6 separate regions of the Homo sapiens genome follow, and all the other regions are linked to region 5. A link is a contact called in ENCODE Hi-C or POLR2A ChIA-PET data. All regions are on one chromosome and are shown on one strand. Each heading gives the region's core, a stretch centred on a gene start or an enhancer-like site at or near the end of the contact. The rest is flanking DNA. Distances are from core to core; before and after follow the strand shown.

Evidence for each region. Hi-C counts contacts between places; a loop is a spot of excess contacts on that map. ChIA-PET counts read pairs that join two places held with the same protein, here RNA polymerase II (POLR2A). Pooled maps may share reads with other maps.
Region 1: a loop to region 5 is called in a map of CD4-positive, alpha-beta T cell, with 7 times the contacts of the local background. The contact joins the promoter of SND1 here to the promoter of MTPN in region 5. A Hi-C loop is called at or near these places in 2 of 168 maps with a recorded cell type or tissue (CD4-positive, alpha-beta T cell and naive thymus-derived CD4-positive, alpha-beta T cell) and 6 of 50 pooled maps.
Region 2: a map of CD8-positive, alpha-beta T cell shows a loop between it and region 5 (23-fold over the local background). The contact joins the enhancer-like site here to the promoter of MTPN in region 5. A Hi-C loop is called at or near these places in 1 of 168 maps with a recorded cell type or tissue (CD8-positive, alpha-beta T cell), 1 of 37 single-sample maps with no recorded cell type and 5 of 50 pooled maps.
Region 3: a map of naive thymus-derived CD4-positive, alpha-beta T cell shows a loop between it and region 5 (23-fold over the local background). The contact joins the promoter of RBM28 here to the promoter of MTPN in region 5. A Hi-C loop is called at or near these places in 1 of 168 maps with a recorded cell type or tissue (naive thymus-derived CD4-positive, alpha-beta T cell), 1 of 37 single-sample maps with no recorded cell type and 5 of 50 pooled maps.
Region 4: a loop to region 5 is called in a map of CD8-positive, alpha-beta T cell, with 13 times the contacts of the local background. The contact joins the promoter of AGK-DT here to the promoter of MTPN in region 5. A Hi-C loop is called at or near these places in 1 of 168 maps with a recorded cell type or tissue (CD8-positive, alpha-beta T cell) and 6 of 50 pooled maps. POLR2A ChIA-PET finds 5 or more read pairs at or near these places in 1 of 52 experiments (activated CD8-positive, alpha-beta memory T cell).
Region 6: a loop to region 5 is called in a map of CD4-positive, alpha-beta T cell, with 7 times the contacts of the local background. The contact joins the promoter of MRPS33 here to the promoter of MTPN in region 5. A Hi-C loop is called at or near these places in 2 of 168 maps with a recorded cell type or tissue (CD4-positive, alpha-beta T cell and CD8-positive, alpha-beta T cell) and 6 of 50 pooled maps. POLR2A ChIA-PET finds 5 or more read pairs at or near these places in 1 of 52 experiments (activated CD4-positive, alpha-beta T cell).

What each region holds. Positions count from the first base shown.
Region 1 is chr7:127,650,796-127,653,723 of GRCh38, forward strand. SND1 (staphylococcal nuclease and tudor domain containing 1) reads left to right here and starts at 1,399. Exons shown (of 24, transcript NM_014390.4): 1 at 1,399-1,656. The coding sequence starts at 1,579. It overlaps SND1-DT (SND1 divergent transcript), which reads right to left and starts at 1,037. Exons shown (of 2, transcript NR_186577.1): 1 at 878-1,037. RefSeq lists a silencer at 948-1,197 and enhancers at 995-1,613, 1,438-1,617.
Region 2 is chr7:130,958,628-130,961,795 of GRCh38, forward strand. The region is part of intron 5 of LINC-PINT (long intergenic non-protein coding RNA, p53 induced transcript); the gene reads right to left. Among named protein-coding and RNA genes, the nearest start is that of LINC00513, 47 kb to the left of the region's middle. RefSeq lists enhancers at 1,370-2,569, 1,896-1,985, 2,539-2,628. Within about 2 kb of position 1,409, at least 16 of the 41 ENCODE cell types and tissues checked have a DNase peak (open chromatin) inside an H3K27ac peak, as active enhancers do; they include CD8-positive, alpha-beta T cell, where a contact is called at or near this core.
Region 3 is chr7:128,342,392-128,345,523 of GRCh38, forward strand. RBM28 (RNA binding motif protein 28) reads right to left here and starts at 1,517. Exons shown (of 19, transcript NM_018077.3): 1 at 1,285-1,517. The coding sequence starts at 1,402. It also overlaps the pseudogene RNU7-27P. RefSeq lists an enhancer at 1,458-1,657.
Region 4 is chr7:141,549,707-141,552,725 of GRCh38, forward strand. It overlaps AGK-DT (AGK divergent transcript), which reads right to left and starts at 1,638. Exons shown (of 6, transcript NR_183408.1): 1 at 1,438-1,638. It overlaps AGK (acylglycerol kinase), which reads left to right and starts at 1,704. Exons shown (of 16, transcript NM_018238.4): 1 at 1,704-1,728. RefSeq lists silencers at 1,499-1,588, 1,769-1,948.
Region 5 is chr7:135,975,470-135,978,741 of GRCh38, forward strand. MTPN (myotrophin) reads right to left here and starts at 1,890. Exons shown (of 4, transcript NM_145808.4): 1 at 1,560-1,890. The coding sequence starts at 1,631.
Region 6 is chr7:141,013,642-141,016,768 of GRCh38, forward strand. MRPS33 (mitochondrial ribosomal protein S33) reads right to left here and starts at 1,311. Exons shown (of 3, transcript NM_053035.3): 1 at 1,270-1,311. RefSeq lists enhancers at 962-1,607, 1,070-1,119, 1,640-1,839 and a silencer at 1,184-1,492.

The sequences.
Region 1 (2,928 bases), core at 149-2,648, 8.3 Mb before region 5:
GGATATGTTTAGTGTGGGAGAATAAACTTACAATCTTTTAAGAGAGCAAGGGGCCATGCACTGTGGTTAATGCATGTAATACCAGCACTTTAGGAGGCCGAGGTAGGAGTATAGCTTGAGCCCAGGAGACCAGCCTGGGCAACATAGTGAAATCTCAGCTCTACAAAAAAAAAATTAGCTGGGCGTGGTAGCGCGGACCCGTGGTACCAGCTCCAGCTACACCGGAGACTGAGGCAGGAGGATCGCTTGAGCCTGGGAGTGTCAAGGCTGCAGTGAGCCGTGATCGTGCCCCCGCACTCCAGCCTGAGCGACAGAGCGAGACTTTGTCTCAAAAAAGCCACAAAACCAAAGAAACAAAAAGAACTGCAAGGGAAGTACTGTCTTCAGTGTAGAGCCAAGTTTTACGATTAAATGACATAACACATGCAAGGTCCTTGGTTCCACATAGTGGGCACTCAACGAATATTAGTTCTCGCTAAACAGTCACTTAAATATTTGTAGGCCTTGGCTTTCCCGTTCCTTCCCCGACCTTTTTACTGGGGCTAGGGAAGGTATCCGGTGGCTGGAGGCGCTTCACACTGGGTCGGGTGAGAGCGTGAAGCGAGCCTTTTCCCTAACGTCACGGGAGCAGCTGGGAAGAGACCGAAGAACGAGGGTCACTCTCCCCTGTATACGTGGCATGTCCTTCCTCTGAGACATTTATTCCTCCCACCAACAAACATTAATGGAACGCCTCACAAGTGCTAGACCCCAGCGACACAAACAAGGGCGAGGCACACTCTCTGACTACAAAAAGGGCGCGCGGCCGCGTGGCAGGTCAAAGCCCACATCGGTAGGAGGTTCCACAAAGCTCTGATTTTCCAAGTTCTCTCCATACTTTTAGCCAAGGTAAAATGTCGGAAGTCGAGTGGAGCGGGTACGGAGATTCCTCCAGGACTCTGCCTGCGTGGCTCCACCCTCCCAGGCCGCATTCCCGGGTACAGCGGCGCCCACCTAGGTGGGTATACAAGTGTGCGCCCCTGAGGCCAGCGGGGAAGGACGTCATGGGCGAGGTCAGGCGGGAGGGCGCGGCTGGCTCCGCCCCTGGGGCTCCCATGGCCCCCCGCGCCCCGCGGCCAGATGCTGACGTGTCCTTTCCTTCCCACTACACCTCCCGACATTACCTACTCCGGCTGCCCCGGAAGTCCCGCCCCATATTTAGCCCATCCTTGCAAATCAACTCTTTCAGCGCTTCCTGGAACTCACCACCGTTTTGGGGACCAAGAGGCGGGGCTCCGCGAGCAGGGTGCCTATTGGCCTGAGGGCCGGCGGGCTCTGGGCGCTAATTGGGCGGAGGGCGGTGGCGCTCTGGCACGCTTGCGCGGCGAGTAGAACGTGTGGCGGCGGCGGAGATCGCGTCTCTTTCGCTCCGTGTCCCGCTGCTGCTCCTGTGAGCGCCCGGCGAGTCCGTCCCGTCCACCGTCCGCAGCTGGTAGCCAGCCTGCCCCTCGCCTCGACTCCCTTTCACCAACACCGACACCCACATTGACACCTCCAGTCCGGCCAGCCGCTCCACTCGTTGCCTTTGCATCTCCACACATGGCGTCCTCCGCGCAGAGCGGCGGCTCCTCCGGGGGACCCGCGGTCCCCACCGTGCAGCGGGGCATCATCAAGATGGTGAGAACGGGCCCCGGACACCGACCCCTCTGCCTGCCTTCGGGCGGGAGTCAGGCATTGACTCCACCTTCCGCCAGCCTGCTCCATGTCCCAGATCCCCTTTCCTCTGCCCCCTTCCTCACTTTTCGTCGATTCTCCGAATCCTCTCACTAGACGGAAGCAGACACGGAGTCCCCTTGTTCCTTGCCTCCCGGACACCTTGACATCAGGGGTCACAGTGATTTCCGAGGTTGCGGCATTCGGATCTCCTGTCTGTTTACCAGGACAGATCGATTACTGATTGATTAACAGAGACAATTCGTTGATATCTGTCCTCCCATCCCCCGTCTTTCTGTTCATTTTGACATATGCTGAGTAGTTAGTAGTTTTTCGAGATCCTGACATCGGCTCTTCTCTACTAGTACTTGGCCATCATGAAACTTTTCTGTTCCCACAAACGCTGTTACTTGACTCCCAAGTTTTCTCACTCTGTGGCCCTCTTTTCCTCTCTTTCCCTCCACCTCTTGTGTCGACCTGAAAGCTCCTGATCTTTGTGTACTTTTGACTTCTAAAAGGTTAGGCCGGCAAGAATCTTAGTAATCATCATTGTTCTCCCGTCCCTTAAAGATAAGGAGATAGGCTTGAAGAAGGCAAGTGACTTGCTTAAGGTCACATGGTGGTTTGGGTTGGAGCCATAGCAAGAGCCCAAGTGTTCGGATTCCTGGTCTAGTGCTCATAGCACTATAGATTCTGCCTGATTTTATATACCCTCAACTTTTTGAAAATTCTTCAATTTTGAATTTGAACCTGCAAAGTTTATTTTTACAATTTACTCCTAGCTCCATGATAATTTGATAATATAAATTCAGTTTATCACTTGCCCCCAGTTGTCCTCCCCAAAACCCTTCCAAATCTTGGAACCTGACATTTCTTGGTTTTACCAATTTTCTGGTTTATGATGACTGTAAACTTCTAGATGTCGTTTCATACTGCAGTTCTGACATTTGTATCTGCAACAGCAAATATCTTTTGTGATACTTTCTCCCAAGGCTCCACAAGTTTTGCTGTTGTAGAAAGTTTTGAAAAATTCTATTTTAGGCCTGGTGCGGTGGCTCATGGTGGTAATCCCAGCACTTAGGAGGCCGAGGTGGGAGGATTGCTTGAGGCCAGGAGTTGGAGATCAGCCTGGGCAACATAGCAAGACCCAGTTTAAAAAAAATTCTATTTTATTACCCTGTTATCTTTCACAAGATTAAAATGTTCTGCAGCTTATGTGTGTGTAAAGCTGATTTT
Region 2 (3,168 bases), core at 159-2,658, 5.0 Mb before region 5:
TGCTCTATCGCCTAGGCTGTAGTGCAATGGCACGATCTCAGCTCACTACAACCTCTGCCTCCCGGGTTCAGGTGATTCTCCCGCCTCAGCCTCCCGAGCAGCTGGGATTACAGGTACCTGCCACCATGCCCAGCTAATTTTTGTATTTTTAGTAGAAACGGGGTTTCACCATGTTGGCCAGGCTGGTCTTGAACTCCTGACCTCAGTGATCCACCTGCCTCGGCCTCCCAAAGTTCTCGGATTACAGGCATGAGCCACTGCACCTGGCCCGGTCATGTTTTTAGAGTGACATATGAAGACTCCTAGAAAATATTAATACAGAAGAACTAGCTTACTATGAAGATTTCAAAATACTAATACAAATTAATGAGGTACACGTGAAATCTTCCCTGGGGAACTTCATGAAGAAGATAAGCATCCCTCCTATCTGGGTAATTTGCATACCCTCCTTCCTTAAACGCTGAGGCACGGATTGGTTCATTGGTTCAAAACCCTATCCATTATTCTCATAGCTCTCTTTATATGACAAAAAAATTCTGTCATGTCCCATTTACTACTCTAAAATCAAATTTGTTGATAATATTAACTACTGTACATGCAGCTTTAAAACATGAATATCCTAAATGTACATAAAAGATAATCTAAAAGAAGCAATTTATAATAAAAAATACTTCACATTTCATTATATAAATAATTTTCAGGTACAATTAACTATGTAATCAAATAGATGCTTGTAACTTACTTATAAAGAAGAAGCTTGTATTTAAGAGAAGTCAGATTAGAAGCTTTCCATATTAAAAGTGCAGGAAAATGAAAGAAGTAGTATAGGTGGACCAGAGAATGAAAATGAATCTATTCTGTGTATATTAAAAGTATGCAAAAATTATTTTGCATTTTTATGAAAAAATAAAGTCTAGGTTCAGAAAATTATAAACTGATCTTTCCCTACACGAATGTCCAACAGGATAACTGAAAGTCATGTGTACTACAGGGCAATTCTTTATCTCTTTTCTACTGTGGGACATTAAGTTCTCTCGCTCTCACTCATGAAATATCCTTCATTAGGCTGGGCGAGGTGGCTCATGCCTGTAATCCCAGCACTTTGGGAGGCCGAGGCCGGCGGATCACCTGAGGTCAGGAGTTTGAGACCAGCCTGACCAACATGGGGAAGCCCCGTCTCTACCAAAAATACAAAAATTAGCTGGGTGTGGTGGCTTGGGCCTGTAATCCCAGCTACTCACGTGGCTGCAGCAGGAGAGTTGCTTGAACCCAGGATACGGAGGTTGCAGTCAGTTGAGATCACACCACTGCATTCCAGTCTGGGCAACAGAGTGAGACTCCATCTCAAAAAAAAACCAGAAAAATCCTTCATTGTACCACCAGAATACCCTCATAAATTTCCACTCTGTCACCTAGGGGGCGGTACTGCTTCCATGAGAACTCCTGACCAGATCATCTATGGGAGTTTCCTTTTAGTCTTCATCGTCCGTCGCACTGAGAATCAAATCCTGATGGACAAATCAGCAACATAGCTAGGAAGCACAGTAACTTAATATAAAAAAAGACTATGAAGAAATTAATTTAGTTTAGGCTTATGCCATTAACTGTAGCCATATTCAACATAATTTCCTCTTTTTGAGTTCAGGATGATTGGTTACTCCACATAGAACATGGAGTGGAAAGCTGTATCTTTGTGACTTTTATTTAGATAGCACAAAATGAGCCTGATTTTTAAAATGTGAACATTCAAACCTGGCTAACTAATGATAAAAAAGGGAGTTTTTCATAGAACTCTACAACTCTCATTTCCTCAAAACAAGAATTAATGCATTCTTTCACATGCGGTCATTACAGGAAGGGGGGGTAGCCATTTACTGTAAATGCCTTTCTGATGCAATTCTACTACCTCTTTCAAAGACAGAATTCATCCAAGAAGCCTTAGTCACTTCTTCAAGAAAAATGCCACCGCGCTGAATGTACACAGACTAAACCACATGCCTAAGGAAAAAAGATGAGCTGATTCCACCATTAGAACACAGTTCGGGAGAAAAGTGGCAGAGAGAGAGAGCTCATAGCTTGTCAGAGCAGATCAAGTAGTATGTCTGAAAATCCGCCCTTTAATGTAACAGTCACTGTTTCATAAATCAAATGCAAACATAGATTTCCCCTCTGCCTAACTTTTAAAGTATACTTCCTAAAAATATAAGACCCCACTTCTAAGCCAGTAGCAACTGTGGTGATTTAATTTTTAAAGTTTCATGCACGGAAAGAAAAATGGAATCTTATCTTTTAAAATTTGAAAATGAAACTATGTTTTGAAGAGGGTAGATTTCACAGGAAAAGGGTAAGACAGTGGATAATACGATAAAGCAGTTTGGATGGAAAAACTTCAGACAAATAGTTCTGAACTCTTCTCAAAGAGAGGATCAATTTTTCTAAAACCTCAAAACCACCCAAAGGGAAAAAAAGGAATAATTTCTCCAGTTTATCCTTACCCGGATGAGCATGAATTCTTCTAACAGCCAGATGCACACACTTGTTTTTATGGAGGAGTTACTGCTGAGCCAAAGCCCAGGAGTCACTCAAGACTGGAGGCTGCGTGCTGCTGGAGCCCGAAATCCCCTTGATGAATGAAACTGCACATCGTAATATACACATTCAGAGCGGGCTATTGGCTAAATGAAGGCAATGCGTGTGGAAGTCTGATTTGCCACCTTCAGGGCAGGCGTCTTATATCCTAATTCAGAAAGATGACAGGCTTTTTTTTTTTTACTCCCTAGACAGTCAAAACTAGAAAGGGTTCGTTTTTCTGTAGCCTTCTCCCCAACCCTACGGAAACCACAGAGAGAACAAACCACAGTGAGACTTGACTCCTTAACTAGGCAATGCCAATGAGAAAAGAATTATGTTGACACTGGCAATTTACAAATAAGTCTCACACCACTGCCAAAGCTTGTTCGTGTTACATGACTGCCCGAGAGTCATACATAGGTATGGGGATGGTTTGGCTCATTTTTTAAGCCAAGAATTCTAAGCCGTAATTTTGGGGCTCCCTGAGGGTAGCAAACTTTACCAAAGAGTGGTAAAAACTCTTAAAAATATATTAATCTTTGTGCTATACTAGTGATCAACCAAAACATTAAAAACTAAGAATTACCTAAGTTTGGA
Region 3 (3,132 bases), core at 267-2,766, 7.6 Mb before region 5:
CTTCCTATCTCTGAGTAAAAGCCAAAGTCCTTGCAATGGTCTATAACATCCTACATGAGGCGGGCGGATCACCTGAGGTCTCGAGTTCCAGACAACCCTGGCCAACATAGCGAAACCCCGTCTCTACTAAAAATACAAAAATTAGCCAGGTGTAGTGACACTCGCCTGTAATCCCAGCTACTTGGGAGGCTGAGGCAGGAGAATGGGTTGAACCAGGAGGCAGAGGTTGCAGTGAGCGGAGATCGTGGCACTGCACTCCCGCCTGGGCGACAGAGCAAGACGCAGTCTTTAAAAAAAAAAAAAAATCTTACATGATCTGCTACTCTAGATCTCATCTCCTAATTCTCTTCCCTTTACTCACTTCAATCCAGTCACCCTGTCCTCCTTACTACTCCTCCAATATACCAAAAACACCTCTGTTTCAGTACCTTTGAGCTTGCTGTTTTCTCTTCCTGAATTGTTCTTCCTCCGGAGAGGCATGTGTTCACTCTCTCACCTCAGTCCGTCCTTCTCTGGCCACCCTATCTATATTGCCACTCTTCACCCCCTCTCCCCACTATACACATGCACATAGACTTCCTAACCCCTTTCCCTGGCTTATTTTTCTCCTTAGCATTTGACATCATTTTCACGGTTGGCTTGTTTATTGGCTCGTTTATTGGCTCTCTTCCCCACCTTGAAGACATAAAATCAAAGATTTTTTTGGTTTGGTGTTGTGCACTGCTGCATCCCCAGGACCTACAACACTTCCTGGCACACAGTAGGTATTAAGTATTTGCTGAATAAATGAATGAACAAGTGGATAGCATCCTGGCTAAGATGTCCAGGTCTGAGGATCAAATCGGGGGTCCACTACTTAACAGCCGTACAAACTTAAAGTTACTAAATTCCCCTAAATCCCGGATTCCTGTCTGTAAAATGACATTAAGACTCTCCATCCGGTAAGATTGCTGAGAAAATTAAATGAGATAACCTGTATCAAACTGATCACTGTACCTGCCAATCAGGTGACTCTCAATAAGTCTTACTGATGCTCTAGTTAACTATTTTCATTTTTAGCGCGCATAATCAACAGAAAGCGCTATAGAAACGTAAGGGAATGCTTTGCCCTTCATAAACTGACTCCTATGAACGCATCTAAAGCAGAATCAGTTTGGAAAAGAAACTCAGTTCCCTGTCCCTTCTCTTCGGGGAGGGTAAAGAATGATACGGCTCCCTGAAGTTTGGGAAGGTGCCCTCGATCGCAGGAAACCCCAGCCCTATCCTCGACCGCCCCGCCCCTACCTTTTTCAGTCACCACGAAGCACTGCTTCACCGGCCCCACCTGACTGAACAGTTCCTCCAGCTGCTCACTGCGGGCCGAGGGCGGGAGGCGGCCCACAAATAAGGTCAGGCCGGCCATGAGACCGGGAAACCCAAAGCGCGTGAGGACGCGAGCAAACTAGGCCGGCGCACGCGAGCCGAAACGCTGGCTTTGGTAGGACAACCAAGCTCACACGCCGAGAGATTCCGGAAGTGCTCGTTGCCCAAAAGAGACCGGAGGAAAACATGGTCGGGAGGGGGATAAAAGGTTCCGGAATGAAAAAATAATGGCGCCCCGGGGCGTAGCTTCTGGAGCGGGGCTCCGCCCCCTGCCCTAGCATCGCCCTCGCCACTTTTGTGTAAACTTGGCATCAATAATTTCTACCCTAGTGTTACAGCTTTTTTAGAATTTGCCTAGCAGGCTTTCTGGTTTTTGCCGGAAGGCCTCCAAAAAGTAATTTTTTTTCTTAATATACAAAATAAAAATAAATAATTTCTACCCTGTTTAAAAATCTCACCTCCAGATCCTCCCCAAAGTTAGCAGGACAGGCAGAAGAAGTCGTTTTTGCCCCGGGCGTAACTCAGGATCTGATATACTGTGGGTGTTTGATATTTTCTGAAGTGCCTCCACAAATTCCCAGATTACGTGCATAAAACACAACCGGAACACTAACACGTAGACATAGATATATCATATACATCATTCGGACGATTCTCATTTTCGGAGAACACCAGCTGTCTGTCACCTCAGCCTCACAAACAAATTGTAGCTACTAAAATACACATAGACACAGATAGTACACAATTATTATTTCAATAAATATATACTGAGCTCTAACTATGAGCCAAGCATTAGGGATAAAACTGGTGAGCAAAGAAATGACAGGGTCCCTGCCCTCATAGAGATTACAGTCTAATGGTGGAAACAGATTTTTTTTTTTGACAGGGCCTCACTTTATCAACCAGGCCGGAGTGCACTGGCACGATCTCGGCTTACTGCAGCCTCGACCTCCCAGGTTCAAGCAGTCCTCCTGCCTCAGCCTCCTGAGTAGCTGGAACTACAGGTGCACCACCACACCCGGCTAATTTTTGTATTTTTTGCAGAGACAGGGTTTCACCATGTTGCCCAGGCTGGTCTCAAACTCCTGAGCTCAATTAGCCCCCCTTAGCCTCCTAAAGTGCTAGGATTATAGGTGTGAACCACCACACCTGGCTGGGAAGACTATTAGTCCAAAAATTCTTACAAATAAATCACAGCACACACACTGCAGGACCACATCAAACACACTCAAAGCAAACATAACATCCAACTTATACACAGAGACCTAGAACCCATGTCCTCCTAGAAACAGAAGATCTTTGTCTCAAGTCAGCTCATCAGACAGACCCAAAGCTGAGAGCTCTTAATTGGCTAGGAAATCTGGGTGCTCCTGGTTCTGGAACACAGAGAGTGTTTGCCATGCCACTGGGCTCAGGACCTGAATAGGTGCAAGAGAGCTACACCTTGCAGAACAACTAGCTCAAAAAAAAGTACCCAAGGCCATTTTTTAAATAATTTTTTTTTTAGCAGACTCTTGCTCTGTCACCCAACTTGGGGTGCAGTGGCACCATCATGGCTCACTGCAGCCTTGATCTCCTGGGCTCAAGCAATACTGCCACCTCAGCCTCCTGAGAAGCTAGGACCACAAGTGTGTACCACCATGCCTGGCCAATTTATTTATTTTTTTGTACAGACAGTTCTCCCTGTGTTGCCCAGGCTAGTCTTGAACTCCTGGGATAAACCAATCCTCCCACTACGGCCTCCCAAAGTGTTGGGATTATAGGCGTGAG
Region 4 (3,019 bases), core at 388-2,887, 5.6 Mb after region 5:
TCTGACCCTTGGAACATCAAAATCAAGTCTCAGATTTTTCTAGCCTGCAGGTGAGCAGTTCAGAAGCTTATTTCCAAACACAAACGCTTTAGATAGTTGGAAAAGAGGAACTGAAAATAATGGTCTTCCATACCCTATGACAACATTTTAGAGCTAGAAGGGTTTTTTTTTAATAGTAATGTTCTCAGTCCCCTAGTTTACAGATGGAGACTCAGGAGAGAGGGCTAGAAATTTCTTGCTACTAAACAGTGTGGCCCAATGGATTGGTGCACCCTGGCATAAGGAATATGTTTACTGCACCATAGCCTCATTGAAGGTCCCCGCCCCGGCCTTTTTTTTTTGAAGCATTCACCTAGGGAGACATAGGTAGGATGCATGTCTACACGTAGGAAATGTGCAGACTAGATAGCAAGCTCCATGGGGCAGGAACCATGAAGGGCCTTGTACCTGAGCATACCCCCAGTGCCTGATGCAGGGCCTAGTGCACACTCAAATGTTGGTTGACTGGCCGGGTGCGATGGCTCATGCCTATAATCGTAGCACTTTGGGAGGCCAAGGCGGGCAGATCGCTTGAGGTCAGGAGTTCGAGACCAGCCTGGCCAACGTGACAAAACCCCCGTCTTTACTAAAAATACAAAAAAATTTAGCTGGGCCTGGTGGCACACACCTGTAATCCCAGTTACTCGGGAGGCTGAGGCACAAGAATTGCTTGAACCCGGGAAGCAGAGGCTGCAGTGAGCTGAGATTGCACCACTGCACTAGCGCCTGAGCCACAGAGTGAGACCCTGTCTAAAAAAAAAAAAAAGTTGGCAGACTGAATGCTGGAAAGAAGAAGGACCTGGCTTTGTCCCCACACCAATCTGGTGGGCGAGTACAGAATGTAAACTGTCTGGAGGTTGGCATTGGCCTAGCTTCTCCGTTGCTCTCTTGTTCTCTAGAATCCAATCAAGCACCTGTGGCCAGAGAGCTGTGTGAAATGGAAACCAGTCCCACCAGCCCCTGATTGCACCCCCGCAATGTCTTCTCGCCCTGTTTAATGTCATGTCCAAACTCCTGGCCGCCGTGGCCTGTCTCCACCTCTCCAGCTTCCTCGCTTGGCCTGTCTCCTTAGCTCTCTCTGTCTCACCCACACTGGCCTGCAACTCGCCAGAGTGCCCCAGGCTTTTCAGCTTTTGCACGGGCCCTTCCCTCTCCAGGCTCTCTCCCCTGGATCTTTGCTTCAGCTGCTCCTTCTTGACATCCAGGTCTCAGACCAATGGCCCCTTACTCAGAAGGCCTAGCGCAGGCCGCCTAATTTCACACAGTTCTCCCCCTTCCCGCACTGCCTTCCATCACCTCGTTTCATTTTCTTCGTGGCACGGAGCACCATCTCCAATGGCCTTGTTCATTTAGTTAATTTATTTTCCGACTTAGTTCCAGGTGCTAAAACAGTGTTACCTTGGCAGGCTTCCCATCAAATATTGTTGCGCAAAGGATGGATGGATGAAAGGAAGAGTGAGCCAATAAACGAGGGAACGCCGGGAAAGGCAGCCTCAAGCCGGTGGGCCCTGCCACCCCCACCGTCCCTGAGCATCCGAGCCGGTTCCCGCCCCCGGCCCGAACTGGCCCGCGCGCGCTCGCAGCCCCGCGGCGGAACCCGAGGGCGGCGGCAGCGGTTTCCCTTGAACGAGCCGGGGAATCTGGAGGGAGCACACAGGAAAGGCAGAGCCGCGAGCTGGACCAGCCGTGGTGAGTGCAGCGGCGCCCAGGCGGGGAGCGCAGTGCGGGTCGCTGGGACTGAGCGCGCGAGCGGGGTGGGAGTCGGGATGGGGGCCCGGGGCGCTGGGCGGAGCCTCTGGAGTCGCGCTGGGCCGAGAGCCGCGGGGACCCAAGCATCAGGGGTCGTGGGTGCAGGCGGCGGCGCGGCTTGAGGGTAGGGGGTGCGGGCCTGGCCGGCGCGGCAGGGGAGGGCCTCGCGCGGATCCCGTGGTCACGGCGGGAGTCAGCTGTCCTGGGTTCGAGTCCCAGAGCTGTCGCTAACTTGTGGACCCCCCTCACTTCGTCCCTTGGGCTTCAGCATAGCCCTTTGCAAAATGGGGCCAATAGTATCAGATCCATTGATGGGTTGGTTGGTTCATTCATTCTGGCGCTTTACTAGGTTCTGGTGCTGCAGATGGATAGACGAACTTGCCCATGAGGGGTTCACTATCTAGTAAGAAAAACATTTCCACCTGGATACTCCACAGGCGTGTCAAATTCAGTATCTCCTAAACCGCACTACTTTTCTCCACAAACCTACCACTCAAATCTAAATGACTGAAATCACTATTCAACCAGTCACCCAAGCACAAAAACCTGGCTTGGTTCCTCCTCTCTCACTTACTACAGTCAATGGACCACCAACTGCTGCCAATTTCTACTTTCTAAAGCTTTCCAAATCCATCCTTTATCTTGGTTTGTTCTTTTAGGAGCCTACAGATTATGGCAATAACTTCCTAATGGTTCTCTTTAGCTTTAATTTTAGCTTCTTCCAGTTCATTTTTCATTCTGCTATAAAGTGGTCTTTTAACAGTTCAAATATGATTATATCACTCACCTGCTTAAAGCCCATTAAAGGTTTTTCATTGTCTTCAAAATAATAGCCAAAGTCCTTAGTGTGGGTTCAAGGTCTTTTCTAATCCCACCTGGTCTTCAATCCTTTATCTCTAAACCACTGTTTCTCAAAGTCTGGTATAGTGGTGACCTCCATTGCAACCAACATGGGAGTACTTGTTAACAAGTGAAGATGACAGCTTAATTCCAGAACAAATGAGACTCTTGCGGGAAGGGGCAGTTCCCAGGATTCTGTGTTTTTAACAAGTTCTGCACTAAAGGTTGAGAACCCCTGTTCTAGACACTCCAATTTTTACTCCGCTGTTGATGAGATTCAGGACACACTGCCGCAAAATATGACTCGTTGGCATTAGAGGAAACAACTGAAGCAGGAAAGTCACTTTGTGTCTTCCCACTTTTCTCCCCTGAAGCAGGCCATAAAAGAATT
Region 5 (3,272 bases), core at 640-3,139:
CCAATAATAGGACTTACTTCCCAGTATTCACAAGGATGACATAAAATAATGTGTCAGGAAAACACTAAATACATTGTGTTATTTTGGTAGCTGTAAGTTCAGTTAGTACTTAATCAACTTTTTGTATTTCAAGTATATCAAACAACCTAGGTTCCACCATGACAGGAAAACAAAAGCCCACTTACTTCCAGAGTATTGCAGTGTCCCACCACTGGTAAGTGTACCAAATAATTTCTACCTTTTAGCTTTATATTGAAATAGCCAATAAGTCAAGTTTCAGTTGGCTACCAGCTGAGAAGGCAGTGACGAGAAGACAGCCTGTCCTAAAACTCCACTGCAAAAAACTAAGCAGGTAAGCAGCATCCAAAAAGTCTAAATTGTAATGGCATTAAATAAAGTAAAAACCTTCAGCAGTTTGCCTTGCACAATCCTGTAAGTTTTAAGAAACTGCTTCGCTTACTTGCTTCCTAACACAGCCTCTGAAGCAAAAACCCAGGTCAGGTCCTATTCTTTGAAGAGTTAAAATCTAGACTGGGTTCTCACACTTTTAGAAGGTGAGCAAGATGCCATCCGTGGTTGTCATAAAATTATACTTGTTTTGGAAGATTCATTTTAGATTATCACTAAATTAAAATCACATGTTAAGTTCTCTCATAATTACAAAGGCACAGTTTCAGGATGGAAAGACAGGCTAGCTTGGAATTTTAAGTTTCCCACTCTGCCACAATGTCGATTCAGTTTTATATTTGGGGCTGAGGTTTGAGTTTGTCTTTCTTCATCATGATTTTACCCCCCAAATACACTGCCACTAAACTGCATTGCTATTTACTACACATGTAAGCATTTCAGGTGAAATCAGGGAGAAGAATGGAATAACTGAAGTTAACATGCTTGTTTAAAAACTATTCAGATACCTTAAACATTCCCAGATGCCAGTTGACAACCTTACCACTTGAAGCAAATATGTATTTGTTGTGGTGGGGGAAAGGAAAAAGGCCACACCCAAAGTTAAGACACCACAGTGAAGTGATACTCAGTTTCAGAATTTTAACTATTTCTATTTTCGGTACTCTTTTCACGGTCAATGAATTCTTCAACTTCACACCAGGCCGAGAGTTAAAAAACATGTTCCTCTGATCCTAATTACTTAGGTTACTTCATTTAGTAATGGGTAAGTCCAAGATGGAGAATTACCTCATTCAAAGAAAGGTTTAAGTAACTTTGGTGTAGAAGAGGGCCAAACTCAAATGATCAGTGCGCAGAAGAAACTCTGGATGAGCCAGACACCACTCCTCCCCTCCCCCAAGAGGCCAGGAAGTCAGGTAGCGCCTAACTGTATTAACGCAGCAGTTACCTGACACAGAACGCTACCAAGTTACCTGGACCCTTCTTTCAGTTTAGCTCCTCCCTAGACGCCCCTCTCTCCTTGGTGCCGCCTCCACCCAGGAAGTCTCTCCTCCCGCCCACCCCCATCCCCGCAGTCCAGCTCCCATCAGCTTCCTCAGCCTCATCTCCAGCCCACCTCCGTGTTCTCGCCTACTCTTCTCATCCCCGCTTACCTTGGCCACATAGTCTTTCACCTCATCCAAGTCTCCGTTTTTCAGGGCCCACATGAACTCCTTGTCGCACATCACTGCAGCGGGGCAGGCCGGTTGGCCGGGCAGAAGATGAGGAGGCGGTGGCAGCAGCAAGCGGATGCCGCCGGGCGAGAGGGAGGCAGGGCCGCGCGAAGCCGGAGAGGAGAAGAAGAGAAGGAGGGTTAGGCTGCCAGGCGGGCGAGGCAGTTGGCCGCGGCGACCGTTCGGGCGGGAGAAAGAAAGTTCTTTTGCGGCCACCGGGCCCAGCAGAGAGGTTCCGCCTGGCCGAGGAGAGGCAGGAACCTTTACACTTCCGGTTCACTCCCCGCTAGGACCCTCCCCCAACTTCCTCTTCCTCTTCTCCTCCGCGGAACGCCTCTCTCTGGGTCCGCGGCGCGAACGCCACTAGTGCGCATGCGCAATGTACAGGCTGCCGGGAAGGCTAGAGTGGAGGGTAGGAGCCGGCGACAAGTGGGCGGGACTGGGAGGCAGAATGAAGGAGGCCCGGGGGAGGTCAAGACAGCGAATGGAGGAAGAGTGAGAGTACTTTCGATGGGATTAGGACGCTTCTGCACCACCATTAATGGGAAAAACTTTACTTTTTAAAAAACATAATCTTGGAGGGCATCTTGCTCAGCTTCTAAAAATGTATAGGAAGAGTGTTTAATTTGAATTCCTTCTTCCTTGCCTTTTCCCCTTCCCTCCCTCCTTTTCACCCCTCCCTCTCTCCGTCATCCAGTCTGACTGGGCTAAAAACGATGGAATAACGCTATTCCTGCCCTCCAGGAAATCTTCAACACTAAAACTACAATGTAAATTGAGTGTGTTAACACTATGTATAATGTTCCCTGGAGCAAAAAACTTAAGTGTGTGGCAGGAAAAAAAAAATTAACTCATCTTCCTGACCAGCAAATGACGTCCAGGCATTCAGTTTGATGCCGTAAAGTGGAGCAAACCAAACTGTCTAGTACAATTTGCGTTTTTTAAATTTACTGTTTGTTTTTAATGGTTTGAAACTTCAGGACTGTTCTGGTGAAGTCAGTTCTGTTCTTCCTAGGGTTTAGTTGTAATGCCATAGTGCATAGCTACCACTTGAATTGTTCCTCACAACCCTAATGATCCAGGCATGCGCACATGAACATAGATCCAATAAAAGCTCTTATTGGAGCTAGAAATATACGTATAATATATATACATATATAACTATTACTATATATAAAACTCATATATATAATCTATTATTTGTAACCCACTAAACACATTAACTAAGCTACTTTACCACCATTGCCGTACAGTGTAGGGGTTCCAAACAGACTCTGGAGCCAAATTGTTTAGTTTGCGATACAGGTCCCACTTCTTGCTAATTTTGTGTCTTCTTGGGCAAGTTACTGAACCCCCTTCTGCTTCAGTTTTCCACTTGTGTAAAATGGGGATGTCAATAGTGTTTGGAAATGTATTTTTTTTTTTTTTGCTATCATTTAGAGTAGAATAGCAAATGGGTTTCAAATCAGAAGAAATCCCTCCAAATATTAACATCTACCTAGATTGTCATTTGTTAATTTTACTCCCTGATAATTAGAAATACAAATCCACATACCCAATAGTGATACGATTTCTGGAAACAAATCTCAAGGGGGAATTTGTTAGGCAAGTCCTAGAATCTCCATCTCTTCTCCAACACACTCCCACCTGTGT
Region 6 (3,127 bases), core at 61-2,560, 5.0 Mb after region 5:
GTGTTACCTTTCTTTAAATGTGAACTAAAGAAAACTGTACTCTCATGAAAAAAGTTAACTGGAGCTGAAAATGCTAAGCAAAAACAAATTACTCAAATGTGCTGAGCAAAACAAATTAAGCCCACATGAGAAGAAAATTCCCATATTTTTACTTTGGCATAACAGGGCAAACTTCTTTGATCTTTTTGATAGGTCTGATGCATTTAAAAGATTATTTCAATAAGTGGCTTTGTATTAGGTTTGCCTTTTCTCTTTGAAAGGTAAAGATGAAGTGCAAGAGTTCTTAACCGGGATGTGCTTCAGCGTTTTGAAAACAGTGGAAGTGTACATCTGTATGCCGATATGTGTATGTATGTGTGTGTGTAAATTGTTCTGGGAGAGAGCTTTCTCCAGTTTCCCAAAAACCATTGGTTAGCAGAACGCACCAGCTGCAGAATAAAAAAGCTGGTTGGAATCTCGCCTCTGCCTTTTAATGGCCACGTCGTTTTTGTAATGGTGCTTATTCTCTGCCAGGTTCTCTCATCGACTACACGAGGACAGTCATACTATCTGCGATGTGAAGCTAATATGCAAAATTCACGGCACAGTGCCCACCCTAATAACCATCAGGATCCAAGGAATTCACATACAGTGTACACACGTTGTCATAGAAACAATCTAAACATAAAAACAATCTCAACAGAATGCTTAAAAACAAAAAAACCCGGTACCGATTATTTTACGGAGTCATAGAGGCATCAACGGCACTGAAAATGTATTAGCTGCATTCAGTTCATCAAGAACAATCTTCAACTCCCTCCACCTGACTCGATCATGCCTGACTGTGATGGAAACTGTAGTATTGTCAAGTCAACCGATGTTTGACTCGGGAGCGCATTTCGCAAATATTTTTCTTAAATATCACCTTACCGTATTTTTCTTAAGGTGGTTACAAAATTAATCTGCAGCCCACCACCCAAAGCTACAGTGCCGAAGGCCGTGTGATGAGCAGAGAAACTGAGCCTTCTACTGTTAACCAATATGGAAGAGAGTAATTGCGCCTGAGAGGAAATTACGGCAGCGGAAACGCGGGTATTCTACGTTTAAGAAATCCCCCAACTGAGGCAGAAAAAGGCCAAGTTATTTGTGTGATGCACGTGAACCGCCCGAGCTGGTCACTAATGAAGTGGATTCGCCCTATTCCTGGCGACTCTACAAGGTTGGAGACCCCCGTAGACTTCGCAGCCATCGCCCCTTGCTGCAGACCCCCAAAGTCACCGACAGCCTTACCTAGACCTGACCTTCCTCACCCACGCGCCCTCGTCCCGGAAGGCCCGCCCTCTACCCGGCTCCAAGCTCGCGCAGGCAACTATTACGGGGAGCAGTAGAGAAACGGAAGCTTGGCAGCTAGAGCGGAGCCCTAGTGAACGACCCGGAGTTACTGGCTCCCCCTCCTGAGGCCTCCGAGGTGTACCTGGCGCCTGCGCAGTAAGGCTAGCGCCGCCGCCTGTGCGGAGGACCCGGGGAGGTGGTGGGCTGGGGAGAGTTAGAAAGGTCTGGCTCTCCTGGAAGGGCATGCACGGTTCGGTAGTATGTTTTGGTGGGAATGGCTACAGACCTGCCTCCAAAAGCTCTGAAGCAATGGCGATGCGTGTGCCGTGTGGTCTTTCTGACCGACTTGCGGCGCCATCCCCCTCCCCTTCCATCTATCTGCTCATCTTCTAATAGTTAATTAGGATCCCTAGCTGCAAGCCTTCCTTGCTACTGGGTTAGGAGCGCTTTCCCCCATTGACCCAGGAGCTTCTTCAGGGAGTAGGGGATGGAACGTTTGTCTCCTCAGTAGTTATCTTAGACCTCGCTGGGCAGATAGTAGAAAGCATTGTGAGTATTTCACCCCATACTAAATCTGTTTTCAAGCAAGCCACATCCCATAGGCATTGTATGCAGCACTTACTCAATGTTTGATAGTTTGGGTGAGGAAACTGTACTCGTTTTCTGAGTATCGTTCAAGGCATTTTATAAATATTTCAAAATGTACCCTGGAATTAATATCGGTAGTGAGTTGCCTACCTAGTGGGTATTGTATTTACACCCTCTTTCCTCCTACAGAATTTACTTTTAAGTTAGAATTTGACGTCTAATCAATCTATGCTATAGGATTTGCTTTTATCAAGTTAAGTTTTGACATGTTATCAGCCTTATATGATATAGTAAACAGCCTTATAAAGTTGGGTCTAGTGACTACATTTAAGTTTACAAAGGGGTAATGAGTATCCTATACATGGCTACAGTCCAGAAAAGAAGTCCTAAGGAGCGAAACTCCTGGGAGAAATTTCGTCTTGTCTTTTGTACTTGTTTCTGTGGAGTTGGCTTGTTTTTATGTAATGGCCACTGAATCATATAAACAAGAAGACTTCCTTTACGTGTAAGCTGCTGGTTTAAAGCCAAATTTTAATTGGCTCGAGGCAAGAGCTATATATATGTGTGTGTATATATATATATACACACACATATATATATTTTTTGCATAAACCTTGTTGGCTTCGTTTTGTATATCCTTCCTGTTTTTTCCTTTTCACGTATGAATTATTGGTGTTATCAATGTTTTGTGAATTACTATAAGCTACCATAAATCTTTCTTGAAACATAGCTAGGTATATAGAGTTTCAGGTGACTGTTTAGGTACTTTGCACTATCACTTTTATTAAGTCAATTTCATGGGGGTTCATATTAGTTTCCTGAGGCTGCTATAATAAAATACCACAAACTTGGTGTTGTAGAGCAACTGAAATTTATTATCTTACAGTTCTAGAGGCCATAAATTCAAAATCAGCATCACTGGGCCAAAATCAAGATGTTGACAGGGCTGTGTTCCCTCCAGAGACTCTAGGGGAGAATCAGTTCTTTGACTCTTCCAGCTTCTGGTGGCTGCTGGCATTCATTGGCTTGTGGCCACATCACTTTAGACTTCAAGGCCAACATCTTCACATCTCTGCTCCCTTTTCACATTGCCTTCACTATGTGTGTCAGACTTCCCATTGCCTCCCTTTTAGGAATGTGTAATTGCATTTAAGGCCCATGGAGCTAATCCAAAATACTCTCTCAATCTGAAGATCCTTAATTTAGTCACATCTTCAAAGGCCTTTTC